Regions from separate parts of the Homo sapiens genome. Here region 1 is linked to region 2. Evidence: chromatin loops called from intact Hi-C (ENCODE). Cell type or tissue: natural killer cell. All regions are shown on one strand. Links, peaks and the distances in the headings refer to the core of each region. The heading gives the core; the rest is flanking DNA. Region 1 has its middle 33 kb from the start of FAM124B. Region 2 overlaps SERPINE2 (serpin family E member 2).

Region 1 (5,381 bases), core at 128-5,127, 370 kb before region 2:
GATAGCCATTCTGACTTGTGTGAGATGGTATCTCATCGCAGTTTTGATTTGCATTTCTCTAATGATCAGTGATGTCGAACTTTTTTTCATATGATTGTTGGCCGCATGTATGTTTTCTTTTGAAAAGTGTCTGTTTATATTGAGGATAATAATTCTAAGGAGAGACAATAATACTGAATTAGAGTTGATACTGATGACAGAGCTATCTGGCACTTCCCACATGCGAGGCACTCTCTTGAACATTTTGGTCTTCACAAAAGTCCTGTGGGGTAGGTGCTGTGATGATCCGAACTTTACAGTTGAGAAAATTGAGGCACAGAGAGGTCTAGAGCCTAATCCTGGACTGTGCAATGAGTCATGGGCACAGTTAGGATTGGAAGCGAGGCTGTCAGGCTAGTGTCTGTGTCTCTGACCACTAGCCTAACAGCCTGGCTTCAATCTATTAGGAAGAGGGGGGCAAGAAGAGTGACCTGAGCTTCACGCGGTCCACGCTGCCTCCACACTGTGCACACACAAAACTGGCGTCACCCTGGTTTCCTTTCTGCTCCTCAAGCATGCCCCACTTGTTCCATCTGCCTGGAGCTTTCTGCCCAGACCTGCCTGGTGGACTCCTTGTTGTCATGGAGTTTCAAGTTAAAATCCCTGCTGCAGGGGCTTGACCAGCTGACACGTTATTAAAACAACCCTGGCACCCAAGCCCTAGCGCAATGTCAGGACCAGAGTAGCTGCTTTTACAAATAATTTGTTCAACAAATGCACAGCAAGGAATAGGAATGTGGAAGAGGCTTCCATTCTCTGGAAGCCAGAAAGTAAGATATAGTCTTAGTGAGTTTGGGTTGTGTATTAGTCTGTTTTCACGCTGCTAGTAAAGACATACCTGAGACTGGGTAATTTATAGAGAAAAGAAGTTTAATGGACTTACAGTTCCACATGGCTGGGAAGGTCTCATAATCATAATGGAAGGTGAATGAGGAGCAAAATCACGTCTTACATGGTGGCAGGCAAGAGAGCTTGTGTAAGGGAACTCCCCTTTATAAAATCATCAGATCTCGTGACACTTATTAAATATTCGCAAACAGCAGGGGAAAGACTCACTCCCATGATTCAATCACCTCCCACCAGGACCCTCCCACATGTGAATTATAGGACCCAAAATTCAAGGTGAGATTTGCATAGGGATACAGCCAAACTATATCAGGCTGCTATCACAGAAAACCATAGACTGGGCAGCAATTTATTTCTTATGGTTCTGGAGGCTGGACATCTGCATTTAGGCTGCCAGTATGGTCCAGTTCTGATGGGGACTTTCTTCTTGGCCTGCAAATGGCCACATTCTCACTGTGTCGTCATGTGGTGGAGGGAGACAGAGAGAGCTAGTTCCCTGGTGCCTCTTCTATTAAAGGCACTACTTCCATTATGAGGACTCCACACTCATGGCCCAATCACCTCCCAAAGGTCCCACCTCAAAATATCATCGTACTGGGGGCTAGGCTTCAACATATGAATTCTGGGTGGTGGGGGGGAACATTCAGACCATAGCAGACATGAACTATATCATTCATGTTTGTATCCCAAGTTCTGGGCCCACTCCAGAGAGCCCTCTCTGCTTTTCTCAGGTATGTACTTTTCCTAGTTTGCCTGTTGGCTGCAGAGCTATTACAGCAGCAGTGGCTTCTTCCTCATCTCGTCCTTATTAGTGTACAAGCATCACTGCACATGTCTTTCATGGTTTGTGCTGTTGTGCTCTATCTGAAGCTCACCCCCAAGGTTTGGGCCTCCTCTGTTGGTCCCACAGTCATGTCCTGTGAGCCAGATCCTAGAGCTTGTTCAGGCTTCACAGGGCTCCACCAGCCAGAATCACTGCAGGAGCCCTGAGTGCAGCTCAAATGAGGGGATCTGGGGATGTGGGGGCTTCTAAGGAGCAGCTTTTCTCTTCGGTCAAGCGATTCTCAAGGGTCACAGCAGAAATGATGCTGTCATTCTCATTGTATAGGGCTGTTTGAGTTCCTGCGGGCACTGACGGTGGTTAATTCAAGCTAACACCCATTAAAAGTCATGGTTCCTTTATGTCCTCTCACGGGATTGCAGTTGCATTTGGGAATCTTCTCTTGCTTTGTGCAATGATCTAATTCACAGAATTAAGCAGGACTGAATTTCAGCAGGATTTTTTATGGGATGTGTATCTTATTTACCTTGCTTTTCACCCTATCAAAAGTCTGTCACTAGAGGGCACTGTTGTAACACTATGTAAATTACTGTGGCCGAATCGCCAAACCCTTTTTTCCCCCCTCTGCTTCACCCCAAGAGAAGACATGGTAGATATTTAAAAGTTAATTAATGCTTAGAAAGTTCCCCCATAGGAGTCTTGGTGGGAGGCAGAGCTCACCTGAAAGATGTCCCATCCCCATCTCCCGTGACTTGGGCTTATGACTTACACTTGGACAGTCAGCTAGTCTCACCTGGAGTTTTGATGTTCACACTCAAGAATGCGGCGGATTTCTTTTGGGTGGGAAGAGGACGTGGTCAGCATTGCTCTGGTCAAAGGAAGAAGCGATGTCTAGTCTTTGACCGTGGGGGCGGCGGAGCCTTTGGACCCACCTGGTTCTGTGGCCTGATTTTGGTTGTGATTCTGCCACAGTTCTCGTGAGTTTTCTGAGCCCAGTTCTCCAGCCTTCTGATAAATTCATTGTCAGCCTGAATCAGCCAGAATCAGTTCTGCTCTTACAGCAAATAATGGAGGCTGATACAGGTGCAACACTGATTGGGTTGAGGCCAGGTACAAAATTGGGGCACAATGTTAAGAAATTGATGGTCTGGATGTTCTGTTGGCTTTGATTCTTTTACTCTTTTCCTTTTGGTTTGCTCCTTTCTCCTCTTCCATGGCTTTGACAGTAAGGTGCCCAGCTCCTACTCCTTTAGCAGGCTAAGAAGGAAGCAGGAGGGGACACAAAGATGGAGGCAGGGTCCCTTTGGAGAAGTAGGTCCTCCTGTTAACTTTTGTCCAGGCTACACAAAACAAATCCTGCAGGCCACGTGTGGTCTGGCCTAGGTTACCAGGACAGAGCCTCAAATTAGTGTAGGGCCCTTTGATTTATAAGCAAGAGTGACTGAGAATGGATTACTTAAACAAAAAGGGAGAGAAGGAAAGTTATTGGTCATGTAGCTAAAAAGACTGTTGTCAGGGGATCACAGCCCCAGAGCCACATCCCATCAGCTCGGCCCTGGAGTGGGAAGACTTTGTCTTTTCAGAGAGCTCCAGGAGAAAATCCACAGGGAGAACGCTGATTGGCCTGGCCCGAGTCACACACCCATTCCTGGGCCAATTGGGTGGTCTGTGTGGCAGGGCTCTCTGATTGGTGGGGCCGTGGCTCTGGGTCCATTTGTTGGAATGAAGGATGAGGGGACCGGAGGGAGGAAGCCAGCCCCACAGAGCGACAGGGAAGGACCCTGTGCAGGAAAGGGACAGAAGTGAGAGGAGACAGCAAAAGCAGGCGTCCATTTCTGGCCAAAACTGTACCTGGCAATAAGAGAGGAAGGCCCTTTTCATGTCCCCGTGAGGGGGTCTGTATTAGTTCATTTCACACTACAATAAAGAAATACTTGAGACTGGGTAATTTATAAACAAAGGAAGTTTAATTGACTCACAGTTCCACACGGCTGGGGAAGCCTCAGGAAACTTACAATCATGGCGGAAGGCGAAGGGGAAGCAAGGACCTTCTTTACATGGTGGCAGGAGACAGAAGTGCAAACGGGAAATGCTAGACCCTTATGAAACCATCAGCTCTTGTGAGAACTCACTCACTATCAGGAGAACAGCCTGGGGGAACTCACCCCCATGATCCAATCACCTCCCACTGGGTCCCTCCTTCCACACATGGGGATTATAGGGATTACAATTTGAGATGAGATTTGGGTGGGGACACAGCCAAGCCACATCAGGGTCCTTGGATGTGGGCTTTGCTTATGTTTCAATGTCTTTTGACCTTGTGAGATCCCCCAGCATACAGTGACCCTCAGTCTGTTTTGTTTCCTTTAGAACCTGTATTAGTTTTCTAGGGCTGTTGTAACAAATGACCATAAACTTCATGGCTTAAAACAGCAGAAAGTTAAAGTTATTCTGTCATAGTTCTGGAGGCCAGAAGTCCAAAATTAAGGTGCTGTCAGGCCCACTTGCCTTCATGGAACCCAAAGAGAGACTTCCCTGTCTCTTCCAACTTTTGGAGGCTTCAGGCCTTTCCTAGCTTCAATCTCTGCCCCTGTCTTCACATCGCCTTCTTTTCTTTGTGTCTTCTCTGTGTCTCTTATAAGGACACTTATCATTTGGTTTAGGGCTCACTCAGATAATCCAGGATGAACTCATCTCAAGATCCTTAATTTAATAACATCTGCAAAAACTCTTTTTCCAAATAAGATCACATTCACAGGTTCTGGGGGTTAGGGTGTGAACATAACCTTTTGGGGGGCTACCATCAACTTACAACAGAGCACTTATATAATCTTTTCTGGTTCAGTCATTTATTTGTATTACGTGTCACCCTCCCTTTGCCCACTCCACTGCTTGCTCTCTTTCTCTCTCTCCCCACCCAACTCTCCTCTGTCTTTCACTCCATCAGAGCTAGGATCTGTCTGTCATCTCCATAACTGTATCCATAGGACATAAAACAGTGCCTGAACAAGGGAAAGAAAGAATGAAAGATTGGGTTTCCTTGGACTGTGGCCCCTTAGCACTTTATCCATAAATTTGGTGCTGCTCTTAACCTATTGTGTCAGTGTTGGGTATGTATGTACATATGTATAGATCCCTGGTTTTAATATGCGCTCCCTGAGGCCTGTTTTTCATAATTCCAGGCAATCATTTCTGCCCCATAATTCAGAGCAATAAAATTGTGTGCCAAGTATTATGCTACACGCTGACTTGGTTATTAATAATAGATAAAGACAAGTATAAATACAGCCCACACATTGCATAGGTTTGATTTTATTTGGATTCCAGCTGTAAATAATTTTGGCTTTCTCCCATTCCTCCCAATATTTTTCTCATATCAAATTACAGGGTAAGCTGCCAAGCCTTGAACCACGTGTGGCCACAGCCTTTAAGTATGTTTTTACTCTAACCCTTCTTTTTCAAGTCAATCCCTTTGCCAAATTTTTAATTTTCTTAAATTGGCCCAGAACAATTGAGGCGTGAAAAGAAGCCTTCATATGGACAGTAAAGTGGTTCTAACAAATTGAAAAGTAAGAGACTAAAATTTGTTTTTGACTGCCTTCCATCTAGTCGTTTAAAAAATCATAATTACCATGTTCTACCACCTAAGCCGCTGCCTCATCAGTCTGAAACACCTACTGGGAAGAAGTATTAATGGAATAATTTCTAGTGAGAC
Region 2 (5,381 bases), core at 202-5,201:
AATTTTTTTATTTTTTGAAGAGGTGGGGTCTCACTGTGTTGCCCATGCTGGTCTCGAACTCTTGGGTTCAAGCAGTCCTCTCGCCTCAGCCTCCCAGAGTGCTGGGATTATAGGCATGAGCCCCTGTGCCTGGCTATAGAGCCTTTTTTCATAGAAGGGAGAGAGTCAATAGGAAGAAGAAGCCCAAAGACAAAACCTAGGGAAACTGTCGCCTTTCAGGCTATGTTTCTTAAAAGTGTGGTTACTGGTGTCCCTGCATCAGAATTATCTGGGCTATGTGTTGAGAAGGCAGATCCCTGGAGCCCAGCCCACTGCATTGGAATCGCCGAGGGAGTGGCTGGCAACTCCCAGTCTGCCTCTGCCTCCCATCACCATTCTTACACACCCAGATGTTGGAGACCCATTAGCAGAACTAGTGAAGAGGTGGACAAAGAAGGCTCCAGGGAGGGTGGAGGAGACCCCAGGTGACTTGGGTAAATTCGTGGCGTCCCTTCTCAGTGGGGCCTGGACCATGCAGTCTGGGCGCCCTTCCTAAAACCATAAACCATCGGGAGGTCAGCACACATGAGGGTGTTCAGTGGAGTCTCCAGGTGTCTGGCATCTGTAGGCTTGTGAAGAGTGGTCAGAAGCAGACGCCCTCAGGACTGGTTCTTGGTCCTGACTCTGTGGCTGGAGGCTGTGTGACTGTGACATGTCATTTTGTCCTCTTAGCCGCTGCCTTGATCTGTAGAATGGCAATATTAAACCACATTAGTTAGACCATGTGACAGTCTTCAGAGCACCTGGAGAAAACCCCCACGTGTGCTGGGAAGAAGCATGGAGACTCCTGCAGCACTTTGCAGCCCTGTCAGCCCCAGCTCCTCCGTTTGTAACAAATATTTTTAATACTCTCTTTACTATTCTGAAATGAAATTCATACATCATATTACTCTATGCACACACACAAATTTTTAAAAATTTGAGACAGTGCCAAACTGTAATACAAAGGAAAACAAAAGAAATGTATATATGTAGTTCAATAGGTAAACCCTTGGGTACAACTACACTCAAATACGTAATAAAGTAGTCAGAGTCTCAGAATAATTGTGAATTGACAGCTACAAAAGCAGACAGAGACAGGCATGTTGTCCTGGTGACTCATAAACATGAGCTGTGTTAACTATTGCTGATGCAATTTTTTCTGAAACGGTGCAAGACTTTTGATAAATTTCTGAACAAAACAAAGCACAGGCTCTGCTTGATTTGCGTGGGACTCACATTCCTGGCAAATTCAGCATACATGAAAAGGATGCAAAAACAAAAACAAAAACAAAAACAAAAAACCCAAAACACCCTGTGTTTACACACGAAAAAGAACGAGGTTCTGGGCTCAGATAATTATAAGTAGGTGTCCTACCAATGCAGAGATCCGGTGGGGTATTGAAAAGCCACGGGAGAAGCAGCACAATTCTTCATTGGGTGGGACTGTTTTGAACATTGCAGGACAGATAGCATTTCTGGCCACTGCCCACTCAATTAAAAACATCCCTGCCAAATTCCAAACTGCCTTTACCTGGGGGTGAACTGCCCCCACTGAAAGGTACATGACCACATGGTAGAGCTCAGAAGTGACTTGGAGCTCAACTGTTTGTGTCTGGAAGGTTGCTGGGTCTGTCTCACGGAAATGATAGTTCCTTCCCTACAGAGAGTGGGAGAGCCCAACGCGCAGGCCTTTTGCAGGAGGAGACCCATCAGGGATGGGTCTGGCCTGTTGACCTCTGCAGACTCACTCATCCTTGTACTCTATGTTCCAGCCACACAGGCCTCTTCCTAGTCCCCTTACCCACCATCCTGTCTCCTGTTGGAGAACCGCACACATACACTCCTGCTGCCTTCTCTCCCTCTTCCCTGGTTAAGGCCAACTCATTTCTGTACCATACCATGAGTGGCAGGCATGAACATTAAAAGCACACATTCTGAGTTTGAATCTCGGTTCTGCCACATACTACCTGTATAACCTTGGGCAAGTTATTTAAGCTTGCTTTGCATCAGCATTCTCGTCTGTAAAATGGAGAGATGTAATAGTGATACCTATTCAAATAATTCTAACAACAATTAAGGCTGGTGTGAGGATGTGAATAATACATAGAAAGCATTTAGCAAAGGACTCTGCACTTAGTAAATGTTCAACCAGTGTGAGCTATTTTTATAGCCATTTCTGAGGTACTGTCCATCTCAGACCTCACCAACTAGGTCAGGTCACCTTCTTAGCCCTCCATAGCCTTGAGTAATTCCACTTCCAGATATTTATTTAAATTGCAGCTGTATACTTTTCCAAGTTATTTTATGTCAGCCTGCACCTCTCTCTCATTCGTAGTTTTTGAGACCAGATTTCCTTCTTGGTTTCTTATTTAAGAGAGTACCAGGCACATGGTAGGCAGGTAGGTATCCAAGGATGGATGGATGGATGGACGGACGGATGATAGATGCATGTCTGTGGCAGTTACTGATGGCAGGTTTCCATGTGCCTCTTTGCCTCTAAACTATGCATTTTCTTTTTATTTCTTCATGTCCCCTTATTATATCTTAGTCCTCCCAGGGGCAGTTGGAGGCATTATTTGTCTCTGTAAAAAGGGGCTAAGGACATTTCTACAGACAGTTATTGAGCACTGCCTGTATGCTCCATGTAGTGCTAGGAGTAAGCAAAAAGTGAATGGCAGAGTCTCATGCAGGTCTCAGTGTAGCTGAGGGAGACAGACACATTAAAATTGGCTAGAATAAAATACTGCAGGTGTCATGGTGGGGCCAGGCATTGGGCTTTACAGAAATCGGGAGCAGAGACATCTCTTAGGAGGTGGCGAGGATGATCAGAGAAGATTTAGAAGTCCAGGGGACCATTGAGCTATGTCTTAAAGGCAAGTAGGAATTGAACTGGGTAATGTTCCCAGCAGAGGCAAGAAACAACATTCACTATTAGGAAGTCAATTATGAGCTTGCTAGTGGGATGGCATAAAGTTCTAACTTCGCTCCCACAGGACAGTCTGTTTGCAGCCAGCTTTGTGTTGAGTTGAATGATGTCTGTTTATGGCTTAGATATTTTCCTTCTTTGTCCTGACTTAAGGTGGCGTTAGTGCCCCCTTGTGGAAGTAGTGAGTGGTGATGGAACTGTCTTAGCAGCACGCTGTGGGAAACTTCAGTGTTTATTTATCATGATTTATGTAAACACTTGTTTACTGTACATCAGAATCCTCTTGAGTTTCATTTAAAAGGACTTAATACTCTCACCCCTGAATTAGATATTCTTGCTTCTTCAAAAGCTGTTGGTTTTACTCTCACCATTTAAAGTAGTATAACTTGTATTTATATTATGTATTTATACACATACACACATACACACACACACACACACACACACACACATATATTTGAGCTAATAATGCAGTGAACTAAGTTTTAATAGCTTTGGGCATTACTGATCCCTATTTAAAAACACACATACATACAGACACACACACAACTGAACCTTCAAAGACCTCAGAATAATTGTGAAGCTAACTGTATAATAACTGTATAATAAAAGGAAGCTAACTGGAAGACCAAACCTTCAGCCACAGGTAGCATTTTGGAAGGCTCTTTCAGCCACGGGTAGCATTTTGGAAGCATCCTGAAATGAGAAGAATTGTGTTCACTCCTTCACTCCTGATACAAGTAAGACGGACCATTCCCAACGTCTTGTAAAGAGCATTTTCCTTCAAAATTAGGAGTTCTAGGACAGACCTTAATTTTTTCTGTCTTTTTAAAGATTTATTTTATCTTATTTTTTTTAGAGACAGGGTCTCATTCTGTCACCCAGGCTGGAGTGCAGTGGTGCAGTCATAGCTCAACACAGCCTCGAACTCCTGGGCTCGGGCGACCCTCCCACCTCAGCCTCCCAAGTAGCTGGGATTACAGGTGCATGCCACCATACCCAGCTGGCTAATATGTTTTTAATTTTTATTTTTTCTAGAGATGGGGTCTAGCTATGTTTCCCAGGCTGGTCTCAAACTTCTAGCCTCAAGTGATCCTTCCTCCTCGGCCTCCCAAAGTGCTGGGATTACAGACATAAGCCACTGTGCCTGGGCTTTATTTTATTTTTCATTGACCCATAATAATTGTACATATATGGGGTACAGTGGTAATGCTTTGATACATGTATACAATGTGTAATGATCAAATTAGAGTAATTAACATTTCAGTTACCTCAAACGTTTCTCATTTCTTTATGGTGGGAACATTCAAAATCCTCTCTTCTGTTGTCTCTAATATTAGCACCTTGCTTGATGCCTGACCCATAAACAAAGACACTGATTTTTTGTTTCCTTTCTTCTTTAAGCAGTTAGGAGGCCTTGTGATACCCAGAGATTCCAAAATAATGTTTGATGTTTCTAAAATCTTAAGAGAAATGAAGCATTCACCCTTAATAACATACAGGCTGAAGTGTTTATTTTTGACTGGGATTGAATTAAACCAAGTGGAGCAAAACAAAACAAAATTGTTTATCTTGTACTGACCAGAAACCCTTACTATCAGTCATTTATTGGCAAAAAAAAGAAAAGAAGAAGAAGAAATAATTCATTATCAAATGTAGCTTATTTGGATGAGTAAGATTTTTTTAAAGCCTGGACTTGCAGGGAATTGATAATAAAAGAATTTCTTGATGAAAAGTTTTGTAACCCCTAGCTAGGGGTTTCTAAAGTCTTTTCTGTTTCTCTTTTAACTTCTTTTTAACTTTAATATTTAGTGGGGGAGGGGAACCTAGAAAGTACAAAAGGGTAGTTTAAGAAGATTCTCTTTAACACTCCTTAAAAATCCTTTGATTTTTCAGTCTACCTGATGACAGCTGCCATTTGCCCTCAAGCCGGCCACCAGTCCTGAGGTTATTTTTCCCTTGTTTGTTCTTTGGCTTCACAGATATGATTGACAATCTGCTGTCCCCAGATCTTATTGATGGTGTGCTCACCAGACTGGTCCTCGTCAACGCAGTGTATTTCAAGGGTCTGTGGAAATCACGGTTCCAACCCGAGAACACAAAGAAACGCACTTTCGTGGCAGCCGACGGGAAATCCTATCAAGTGCCAATGCTGGCCCAGCTCTCCGTGTTCCGGTGTGGTGAGTTCATGCTCAGCGAAGCCTGTTCTAGGATGTGCTGGCGGCAGAAAGGCCCTTGAGTGCTTTAACTTAATTCCAGAGCAAATCTAACTTTTCATCTTTTAAAAAACTGGGGAACAGAGCAGGGTGCTGAGAGGCAGGATTTTTATAAAGCTCATGTAAATCTGTGTTATGTACAAAAGTTACCATGCATAGCATAATATGCATAATATATGCATAAGTTATGTACAAAAAGTATTAATGCATGGCGTGTG

What was found. Peaks named below come from ENCODE experiments on the same cell type or tissue, not always from the same donor. Only the 100,000 strongest peaks of a DNase experiment are listed, where the experiment ranks them.
Region 1: it touches region 2 in a loop (4-fold over the local background); 18 of 110 quality-filtered maps call a loop at or near these places.

What each region holds. Positions count from the first base shown.
Region 1 is chr2:224,366,060-224,371,440 of GRCh38, reverse strand. No RefSeq gene overlaps it. Among named protein-coding and RNA genes, the nearest start is that of FAM124B, 33 kb to the left of the region's middle. In natural killer cell, for the core only: CTCF peaks have their summits at 1,995 and 2,196 (motif pointing right); a DNase peak (open chromatin) is centred at 2,250.
Region 2 is chr2:223,991,549-223,996,929 of GRCh38, reverse strand. It overlaps SERPINE2 (serpin family E member 2), which reads left to right. Exons shown (of 9, transcript NM_001136528.2): 4 at 4,930-5,127. Among named protein-coding and RNA genes, the nearest start is that of MRPL44, 37 kb to the right of the region's middle. In natural killer cell, for the core only: CTCF peaks have their summits at 2,905 and 3,104 (motif pointing left); a DNase peak (open chromatin) is centred at 3,119.